Regions from separate parts of the Homo sapiens genome. Here region 1 is linked to region 2. A link is an interaction called in ENCODE POLR2A ChIA-PET data of the cell type or tissue named here. Cell type or tissue: HepG2. All regions are shown on one strand. Each heading gives the region's core, and the rest is flanking DNA. Links, peaks and the distances in the headings are about the cores only. Region 1 has its middle 45 kb from the start of SLC30A10. Region 2 has its middle 26 kb from the start of SLC30A10.

What was found. ChIA-PET counts read pairs that join two places held together with the same protein. Peaks named below come from ENCODE experiments on the same cell type or tissue, not always from the same donor. Only the 100,000 strongest peaks of a DNase experiment are listed, where the experiment ranks them.
Region 1: POLR2A ChIA-PET joins it to region 2 with 8 read pairs; 1 of 35 experiments calls an interaction of 5 or more read pairs at or near these places.

The regions. Positions count from the first base shown.
Region 1 is chr1:219,881,287-219,886,669 of GRCh38, reverse strand. It overlaps a transcript of LOC105372926 not described here. Among named protein-coding and RNA genes, the nearest start is that of SLC30A10, 45 kb to the left of the region's middle. In HepG2, for the core only: no CTCF peak of the experiment used is centred there; a DNase peak (open chromatin) is centred at 2,499; H3K4me3 peaks cover 820 bases.
Region 2 is chr1:219,951,970-219,957,352 of GRCh38, reverse strand. It overlaps a transcript of SLC30A10 not described here. Among named protein-coding and RNA genes, the nearest start is that of SLC30A10, 26 kb to the right of the region's middle. In HepG2, for the core only: no CTCF peak of the experiment used is centred there; a DNase peak (open chromatin) is centred at 2,132; H3K4me3 peaks cover 654 bases.

The DNA of each region.
Region 1 (5,383 bases), core at 79-5,078, 71 kb after region 2:
ATCAAGTGATCCTCCTGCCTCAGCCTCCTGAGTAGCTGGGACTATAGGTACATGCCACCATGCCTTGCTAAGTTTTAATTTTTTTTGTGGAGACAGGGTCTTGCTATGTTGCCAGGGCTGGTTTCAAATTCCTGGCCTCAAGCAATCCTTCAGCTTCAGCCTCCCAAAGTGCTGGGATTACAGGCATGAGCCACCACAACTGGCCTTTGCTAATATTTTGTTGAGGATTTTTGTATTTGTGTTTATCAGGAGTATTGGTCTGTAGGTTCTTTTTTTTTGTAATATCTTTGTCTGGCTTTGGCATTAGGGTAACACTGGCTTCAAAAGAGTTGGAAAGTGTTCTCCCCTCTTCAATTTTTTTTAGAAGAGATTGAGAAGAATTGATGTTAAATTTTCTTTAAATGTCTGGTAAAATTTACCAGTGAAGCCATCTGGTCTTGGACTTTTCTTTATTGAGAGGTTTTTGATTATTGATTCAATCTCCTTACTGGTTATAGGTCTGTTCAGATTTTCAATTTCTTCATTATTCAGTCTTGTTAGGGTGTGTGTTTCTAAGAATTTATCAATTTCTTGTAAGTTATCCAATTTGTTGGTGTATAATTGCTCATAGTATTCTCTTATTCTTTTTAATTCTGTGGCATTAGTTGTAATGACTGCTCTTCCATTTTTTATTTAAGTCTTCTCTTTTTGTCTCTTAGCCTAGCCAAAGGTTTGTCAACTTTATTGATGTTTTTTCAAAAAAGTGTTGCCGATTTTTAAAAGTTTTCTATTTTATTTATACTCTAATCTTTATTTTTCCCTTTCTTCTGCTGAAATTGGGCTTAGTCTGTTCTCCTAGTTCTTTGAGGTTGGTTTGTTAATTTGAGACTTTTCTTCTTTGTTAACATAGGGGTTTATTGCCATAAACTTTGCTCTTGGTAATGCGTTTCTTGCTGCCTCCTGTAAGTTTTGGTACATTTTATTTTCATGTCTATTTGTTTCAAGGTGTTTTCTAATTTCCCTTTCATTTCTCTTTTGACCCATTGGTTATTCAAGAATGTGTTGCTTAATTTCCACATATCTATGGAGTTTCTAGCTTCCCTTTTCTGTTGTTTCTAGTTTCATTCATTGTGGTTGAAGAAGATACTTGGTATGATTGCAGTGTTCTTAAATTTGTTCTACATGTGTCTGTTAGGTCCATTTTTATCTATAATGCTCTTCAAATTTGCTGTTTCCTTATTGTTTTTCTGTCTGGATGCTCTATCCATTATTGAAGGTGGGGTGTTTAAGTTTCCTATTATTATTACATTTGTGTCTATTTCTCTTTCAGTTCTGTCAATGTTTGCTTTATATATTTAGGTGCTGTGATGTTGGGGATGGATATATTTATAATTGTCATATCTTCCTGGGTGAATTGACCCTTTTATTATGAAATAATGTCTTTCTATATCTCTTGTGATAGTTTTTGACATTATATAATAATAAATGTCAACTGAGCAGGAAGACATGACAATTATAAATTATAGTTTATGAAATATCTGTTGCTTGAGTTTGGTTAGATTCATTTGTAAAATTGTCTAGGCCTTATACCCTTTTGGTGTGGGATAGGAGCAGATTTTTGAATGACTTTTTAGTTTCCCTAATGGCTATTGGTATGTTCAGGTTTTCTATTTCTTTTTATTTTTGCGTCAATTATGGTAATTTATATTTTTTAGGCATTTGTATGTTTCATTTTCCAAATTTATTTTAGTAAACTTGTTCACAGTGTACTCCTATTTTAAAATCTCTACTGATGTATAGTTACCAGCCCCTTTGTTCTCATATTGCTTATTTTGTCTTCTCTTTTCCCCTGTTGTGATTTAGTGCAGATTATTTTATGAGACTTTTCAAGGAATAAACTTCTATTTTTATTGTTTGACTCTTTTTTGTTGTTTATTTAATAGTTCTGTTTTGTTCATGTTAAGGTTTGTATGCCCACTTGACATCCAAGTGGAGATTTTAAGTAGGCAGTTGGATATCCAAGTCTGGAGCTTACAGAAGAGGTCAGAGATGATGACATAAATTATGAGAATGATCAGCATAGAAATATTATTAAAAACTATTGGGCTAGATGACATCACCCAGGAAATAATGTGGATCAGCGCTTCTCAAAACTGTCTGTGGGGAAGGACCAGTTTTATTTTTCTAATCCAATCTGATGCAAACCAATACTTTGTAAAATACAATTGTATAAATCATTATAAAAATGAAATATAAACTATTTAAAAAAGGTATTCAAATTCAAGCCTAATTTTTTATTCTTAGATACAACAACAGAAACATATACTGTCAAATTGCGATTAGAACTTTCTAAAGGCTTAGTCAGTTTCTGTATTTCTGTCATTGCAGTCTGGTAACAAATAGTTAATGGACTGACACTGGTATGCAGACCAAGGCTTTGAGTGGCACTGCGTGCATGGAAAAGAGAAGAGAATCAAGGACGGAGCCCTGGGGCACTCTGACCTTTGGAGATCTGGCAGCTGGGGGAGGAGCCAACAAAAAAGCTGGAGGAAGAGCAGCCATGAGGTAGGAGGAGAACCAGGCAAGTTTACAGTCAGGGAGGGCTGGAGAGGATAGTGTTTCTAGGAGGAGACAGTGGTCAGACCTTTCGAATGCTACTGAGTGGGTTGGGTTGGGTAATACAAGGACAAAGCATTGATCATTGGCTTTGTCAATATTTGACCAATATTTGGGATGAAAGTCCCTTTAAAGTAACTTGGAGAGAAGATGAGAAGGGAGAAAGTAGAGCCAAGTACAGACAGCTTTTTCTAAAAGTTTTACTCTGGTGGAGATCAGAAAAATAGGGCCACGATTGGAAGGAGATATGGTGTCAAGAGAAGGCATTTTGTTTAAAAAACACAAGGGATAAATATTGTATGATTCCATTTATATGAGGTCCTTAGAATGGTCAAATTCATAGAGACAGAAAGTAGCATGGTGGTTGTTGGGGGCTGGGAAAAGAGGGAATGAAGAGCTAATTTTTAAAGGGCCTTCAGTTTTGGTTTGGGAAGATGAAAAGTGAAATGGATGGTGGTGATGATTGTGCAACAATGTGAATGTGCTTAATGCCACAGAATTGTACATCTAAAAATGGTTAAAGGGTTAAAATGGTAATATCGTAAATTTTATGTTACTACACTTTACTACAATAAAAGACATATTATGTATGAAATATTAAGTGATACTTTTATGTGGATGGAAATAATTCAGTAGAAAAGAAACTGATGGTGCAGGTGACCCCAATTCAGAAGCAGTTTTACTTCAGTGGCTTTCATGTTGGGAAATTACAGTCTGAGTCCCAGTCCATGAGCAGGGTCTGGTGGTGGGTGCGTCTTCACCTGTTTTCCAAAAAAGCAACTTGTTTCTCGTGGTAACTCCAGCCTTCATTCTTGTGTGTGCAAACCAAGCCGGTGGCTTTATGTAAAAAACCTGGTTTGGGCTAGTTCCTTTTTCCCTGAGGAAGTTGAAATTCCACTACCCATTGTCTGCTGTGTCTATTGAAGTAAGGCTTGAGTCTTTGCAGACTTATTATGCAGAGCTCAAGGTAATAAAAGGTAATAATTAATATTAATTGAGTACTGACTGTATACCAGGTACTTTATGCTTACCCCCCATAAGCTTCGCAAGAGCCCTATGAAGTAGGTGTTATTATTAGTATGACCAGTTTACAGATGTGGAAACTGAGGCACATTGATGTTAAGTAATTTGCCCATCGTCACACATTCAGAACATAGGAAGTGACAGCTTTGGGATTTGAACTAAGGCAGCCTTACTTCAGAACTCCAGTTTACATAGAGGGTAGATACAGAAATATGAATTCATCACCCAGTACATAATAATTTGGGCATGCTAATCCAGAAATTTCTCCATCATAACGTCAGCACCATGTTTACATTGTGGGCAGTGGATTTTGTTTTAGCAAAATATGATTTATCACATTAAAGTAATGTCATTCGCTTAATTTTTTGTTGGCATTACATTTTAAAATGTGTTTCTTTTTAGAGCTATAAATGATCTAAAATATATAACCTAATTTTATGTTTTTGCATATTTGCTTAATATTATAATAAAATATTATTTTAATCAACAATGGAAGTCTTAAAAAAATTTTGTCCTTAGAGTTTAAGTAAAAAAAACCATAATGGTATAGTTTTTTTAAGAAAAAAAATTTTTCTGGAAGAAAGAGGATCTTTGTTTTTTTTCTTAGCTCCCTGAGAATTAACCAGACTTCTGTTTGTAGAGAGGAATTAGTGTATGACTTAACAGGACTGTTCTCATTTGACCTAAAAAGACTGTATTTGAGGGACTTTCTGAGACCTGTTCAAAGGCTTCAGCTGCCTGGGTAACTGAGCAATGTAGAAGCAGAATTCCAGTTTTGAATTGCTTCCCAAGGCAGGCTTTATTTAGTTCTGGGAGAGAGGGAATGCACTGTGATTCTTAAAGAAACTCGGTGTGATTTTGCATTGCGATAACAGATTTGCAAGACATCCAGCACTTTTCCATGGGCATTTTCTTAGAGGAAAAAAAAAAAAAAACAGTAGATTGCGATGATCTGTTCTGTTTCCCGAAGGTTGCAGAAGATGTTAAAAACCGGAGCACCTAGATGACAGACTGTGAAGTTGACCAGGGATCTTTGTATTGCCCCATTATTTATCCATTCCTATTCCTAACCGACTTAGTCCAAGCGTGTGCCTTACTTTTTGGTGCGGGGGTCAGGAGTCATAGCTGTTACTATAGGCCTATAAGAACTTTGTAAGGGTAGAATACAAAATGAACATCATTTTCATAGGCTTTTAGGTTGACTCCTTGGTGACAATGAAAAGGTTTAATCTGAGCTCACAAAATTGCTCCTAGACACTATTATAAAGTTTTACCACTCTTATAAGTTCTGCTTTGAATTCCAGTTTGCCCTGTGAAATAATGGGAAATCATTAAATATGTCCTGAATGAATTAACAAATGATACTTTCATTCCTGTCTGATACTTTCCAATATTATTTTGGAATATTATTTGACAGGGGAGTATATACTTTTCTATTTTGACCCTTTACTGTCAGATATTTCATGCCTTGAAAAACCCTAATTCCGAGCTGGAATTCTTCATGGCATGTGAATAAGATAACAGAAAAAAAAATTACATGTCTTAACAGTAACCACATTTGTTAATAAGATGTCTGGGTTAAGCACTTTTATTTTTTTATCATAAATCATGGTCATCTTATCTCCAACCCAGTTGCTAAAAGCAAAAGCACAAGTGAGTTGTTCCTTGCTGGTTTTTCACAGTAAGACTTAAACAGTTAATCAGTTGCAAAGGGAAGAGGAAAATCTGAAAGAAAAGTTGGAGCTCCTAGTTATTGCCTTTTGCT
Region 2 (5,383 bases), core at 207-5,206:
TGTCTTTGCTACTATGATAAATTACGTCAGTTGGAGCCGGTCCTTTATCCTACCTCTGTGTCGATTTTCCTGTTGGTAGAACATATGTTATGAGAGTATCTGTAGGATGTGGTAAACATAAAAATAAATTAGAAACTAGAGTCTAGATTTTTATTTGAGTTAATGAATCACTGAATTTGGGCCTCATCTTTTGTAAAGGAAAATTCATTGTTAACTTGAGACCCTATGCTATGGCTACACCAATCATCGTGAAAATTACTACTAGAGCTTCCAGATCATGAAATTCACATATTTCATATAAGACAAATATATATTTTTTATTGCTAGGTATAAATTTAAGGCAAGAGAGATGATTTCAAATGATTAGTGTTGACATTACCATTATATTTTTGATTGTCACATAACAGTTCTGATTTTGCCTTCATTCTTGACATACAACATTTACCTGCACATAACAAAAGCAATTTAGGTAAACGGTCTGACTCTGACCAGTATGAAACTTGGTACACACCATAGTTCTATTTTTATAAAATTGAATTATTACTGGATAGGTCTTAGTTAAGCTTTTGTTTGGGAAGTGGTATTTTCCAATGTGTATGTTCATGCTGAGATAACAAGAGGCTTAAGACAAATGTTTCACTCCAACCATATGGGTTTCTTTTTTTTCTTTTCTTCTTTTTTTTTTTTTTAATTTTTATTTTTAGTAGAGACAGGGTTTCGCCATGTTGGCCAGGCTGGTCTCGAACTCTTGAGCTCAAGTGATCCACCTGCTTGGCCTCCCAAAGCACTGGGATTATAGGTGTGTGCCCCAGTGTCTGGTCCAGCCATATGGGTTTCTGCTGGCTTAATTCTAGAGTATCTAGCTTGTTTTGAAGTATTTGATGCTATATAGTGTTCTAGTTTAAATAAGTGATAGGTACAATACACGTGTGACTCACGCTTTAAGATCCATGTTCTATGTTACCATTATTATTTTGGCAGCTTTTGGTGTTGTTAAATTCTTCTATTAGAAATTTTAGGCTGTGTACAGCAGCTCATGCCTGTAATCCTAGACTTGAGGAGACTGAGGCAGGAGGATCACTTGAGCCCAGAAGTTTGAGGCTGCAGTGAGCTATGATCACACCACTGCACTTCAGCCAGGGTGACAGAGTGAGACCCTGTCACTAAAAAAGAAGAAAAAAGAAAAAGAAAAGAAATTTTAGTGTTTAAACTTGCCAAATTCCTTTAGGACAGCTGTTTGGCTTGTTAGCATTTATGTCTGCAGTTATGTATCACCTTTTCTGAACCATACATTTTGGTATTCTTCCCATCATCTAAATTGGTTTAAAGAAAAGAATAAATATTGCATCAGACGAACGTCATAAATTGACATTAACCTGATATCAATTGGCTCACATTTTAAGAACAAATATGATTAATCCATCCATATTTATAAAAGGAGTTATAAACTATGAGAGGGAAAGACTCTTGATTTCAAAAGATTCAACCTAAACTTAGGATAAAGAATTTCTGTAAGTCTAGAACCCTAGCTTATAGCACATGGCAGTGCCTATAAAACAACTCCTGGTACCGCCTGGCTTCATGATCAGAATCCAGTAATGTATCACTTCTTTTGTGGAATCTCTAACTAGAGATTTTGCTTAACAAGCCTTCAGTCTCCCCCAGGTTTTGTGGATCTTTTACTTGTTCTGCTTATCTATCTGGTGTAGAAATTGAATTCATAATATTTGATGTTTGAGATCATGGAAAGTAAAAAAAATCAAGACCACTAACTTTAAATTAAATATAATAGAACAAACTATATATAGGTAAGACTTTAAATATCCCTGGGATTCATGAAAAAAGTTATACTGGAGAATCAGACATACAGAACCAGAAAATTTTTAAAACCTGCGAGAAAAGAATGTCTGGAAGATTTAGCTGAGATGAGAAAACTTGGAAGTCTTAGATCCAGATCTAGCCGGTGGGAGGTCACCCCTGACTCTAAAAGGTGTGAGGAAGTTCAGGTGATGGTAGAGCCAGTATTTTTGGCTAAAGTGAGAGGCAAAGTGAAAAAAGTAAAAAATACGAGCATTAAGTAAAAGACAAACAAACAAAATAGGGTTAAAGTCCACAATGGTCGATGGCTTTGTGTGTGCATGTGTTTCGGGGAAGGGAGTAGGGGAAAGGTTGAAGGGGTGGAAACAACATGTAGGTCCAGATCGCAGGAGATACTTGTCACGAGCCAGTTTCTTTCTCTAGGCTTAGGGACTCCTTTTGTTAACGTTTATACGTTTTCCTATTCCTTGCTTACTTTATTTGATTTTCCTTGATTTTCTTGTTATCTTTCATGTTTAAGTCTTATTTTTAGTTATTTTTTCAGACCTGAAGTTTCTTTAGAATCAAGCTACTAAAACCCTCCATGCCCTTGCCTTGTACTGTACGAATAACCTTGCTGTACAGTGGCCTTTATTTTAACCTAAAGGTGACCTTGTACAGCTCACTTTTCTAGTAGGATGGCTTCTGCTCTATTTTGCGTCTTTTTCTGTCTGGGATAGACGGGGCCTGCCATTTATATCATGTACAAATGATACATTTATATCAGAAATATCTGTTAATTATTTTAAAGTATTTTTTTCTTAAAAAAATGCCTTTCCTTTGAATTTAAGTTTTTTTTTTTTTTTTTTTTTTTTGAGATGGAGTCTCACTCTGTTGCCCAGGCTAGAGTGCAGTGGTATGATCTTTGGCTCACTGCAACCTCTGCCTCCTCGGTTCAAGCAATTCTCGTGCCTCGGCCTCCCAAGTAACTGGGATTACAGGCGTGCGCCACTATGCCCAGCTAATTTTTGTATTTTTAGTAGAAATGGGGTGTCACCATGTTGGCCAGGCTGGTCTTGAACTCCTGGCCTCAAGTGATCCACCCGCCTCAGCCTCCCAAAGTGCTGGGATTACAGGTGTGAACCACTGTGCCCGGCTAAGTTTTGTTTTGATTCCAAATTGTGCTTGCTTTCTCTCTCTCTCCTTCTGTTTCTCATAATCACGGTTCTGGCATTATGTTTCTCCAACCAACTCGCTAGAGGCAGTGACAGCACAGCATCCAGCAAAGTGTATTGTTGCAGAAGGTTTTAACACACTGCTGATTAGTTGCTCATGCAAGCTTCTAGTTAAGACTCAGTACTATAGCCTGACATGGGCTTTTCACGTGGACAGTCCTGTAGCCGCTGAAACAAGTCAGGTTTCCTTTTGTCATAGAGGAAATTTTATTCAGTGACAAGCAGAGTAGGCAAGGCCAAGAATTTTAGGAGAGGCAAAGGGGAATTTGCTGTCTCTCTACCAGTAGCAAATACTATGGAGTAAATAAAATTTGAGGCCGGGCGCGGTGGCTCACGCCTGTAATCCCAGCACTTTGGGAGGCTGAGGCGGGCAGATCATGAGGTCAGGAGATCGAGACCATCCTGCCTAACACGGTGAAACCCCATCTCTACTAAATATACAAAAAATTAGCCGGGCGTGGTGGCAGGCGCCTGTAGTCCCAGCTACTCGGGAGGCTGAGGCAAGAGAATGGTGTGAACCCAGGAGGTGGAGCTTGCAGTGAGCCGAGATCGGGCCACTGCACTCCAGCCTGGGCAACAGAGCAAGACTCAGTCTCAAAAATAAAATAAAATAAAATAAAATAAAATAAAATAAAATAAAATAAAATAAAATAAAATTTGAGAAGCTGCATAATTGAAGGTAGCTTTTCTTTCTTTCTTTTCTTTTTCTTTTTTTTTTGAGACGGAGTCTCACTCTGTCACCCAGTCTGGAGTGCAGTGGCACAGTCTCGGGCTCACGATAACCTCTGCCTCCCTGGTCCAAGCAATTCTCCTGCTCCTGCCTCAGCCTCCCGAGTAGGTGGGATTACAGGCTTGTGCCACCACACCCGGCTAATTTTTTGTATTTTTAGTAGAGACGGAGTTTCACCGTGTTAGCCAGGATGGTCTCGATCTCCTGACCTCATGATCTGCCCGCCTCGGCCTCCCAAAGTGCTGGGATTACAGGCATGAGCCACCGTGCCCGGCCTGAAGGTGGCTTTTCAAACTAGAAAAGGGAAGGTTTTCTAGGCATAGGTTACCTGAGTTCCCTTTCTAGATCGGAGGCAGAATGGTAATGATTGGGAATTTGTGATAATTATTAAATAATTTAAAGAAACATGATGCTTAATTCCCACCAGCTTTACTTTGCATTTTGTCTATATCTGACAGTAACCATTGTTTTCCAAGCACTGTCACAGCTGTTGATCAATTAACTTCCACATGAGGATTCGGTGATAAGAATGCACACACCACAGATCACAGTATCTGTCCCATGGTAGAGACCTAATAAATTCCCTCACAGCTCTTTTGCTACGTTCCTGACAGCTTACCTAACCTCTTACTTCTCTTGTTGTCCCGTGAAGGGGTCTGGATTAGTTACGGGGAGTAAATAAGAAAGATTAAAGGAAGATAGAAAAATAGGTGCTATTTCACATTTGTGAAACCAAATTCAACTGAAGAAAAAAGAAGTTAAAGAGACCATCTCTTTGTTCTTAGTAATTTTTTTTTCCAATGTGCAGAGGCTGCTATGACTGATATCAGGTAAATTTTAATGAAAAATGAGTTTATATTGACATCTGTGCATTGTCAGTCTTTGTCAGAGTATAGAGAGAATAATTAACAGCATCATATCACATACATTTGAAGAACTGTACAAAATAATTAGCTAGAGAGAATACTTGCTATTTATTTCCATTGTTTAGACAAGGAAAACAGGTTCAGACAAATTCCACAATCATACAGCTAGTTAATAGTAGGGTACAAAGAAATTAAAACTTTGAGTCCAGGCCCTTAATTAAAGACTCTACTCTACTTGGCTCCCCTCAGAGAGGAAAACAGTTATGGACTGTGGAAAGTTATTTGGCAATAATCACAAAAGGGCATATTAAAATGTGCAAATGAACATACCATAAGTTGAATCCTAATTCCAGTAGCTAGATGACCTCCAAAAAGTCACTTAAACTTTCTAAACCTCAGTTTCTTCATCTGTAAATCTGGTAATATCTGTCTCTTAGAGATGTTGCAAGAATGAAATTATATTATTTGTGTAAAGTACTCAACACAGTACTTGGAATACACTGAACACTCAATAAATGGTAACATTGGTGGTGGTGGTGGTGGCTGGTAGTGATTGTCCAAGGGCTGAAGGGAAGAGGAACTAATGAAATATTAGTAAGATCCCTTGGCAGACAAGGTCTCTGCTCTATTTCACATCCACAAACTGGCAGGCCACCTTATCCTTGCCAAGACTCTTATTATTGTTAATCATATATATGGTTACAGCAGATCCATCACTATTTCTACAAACCGTACAAAACATGTGTTGTTTTGAT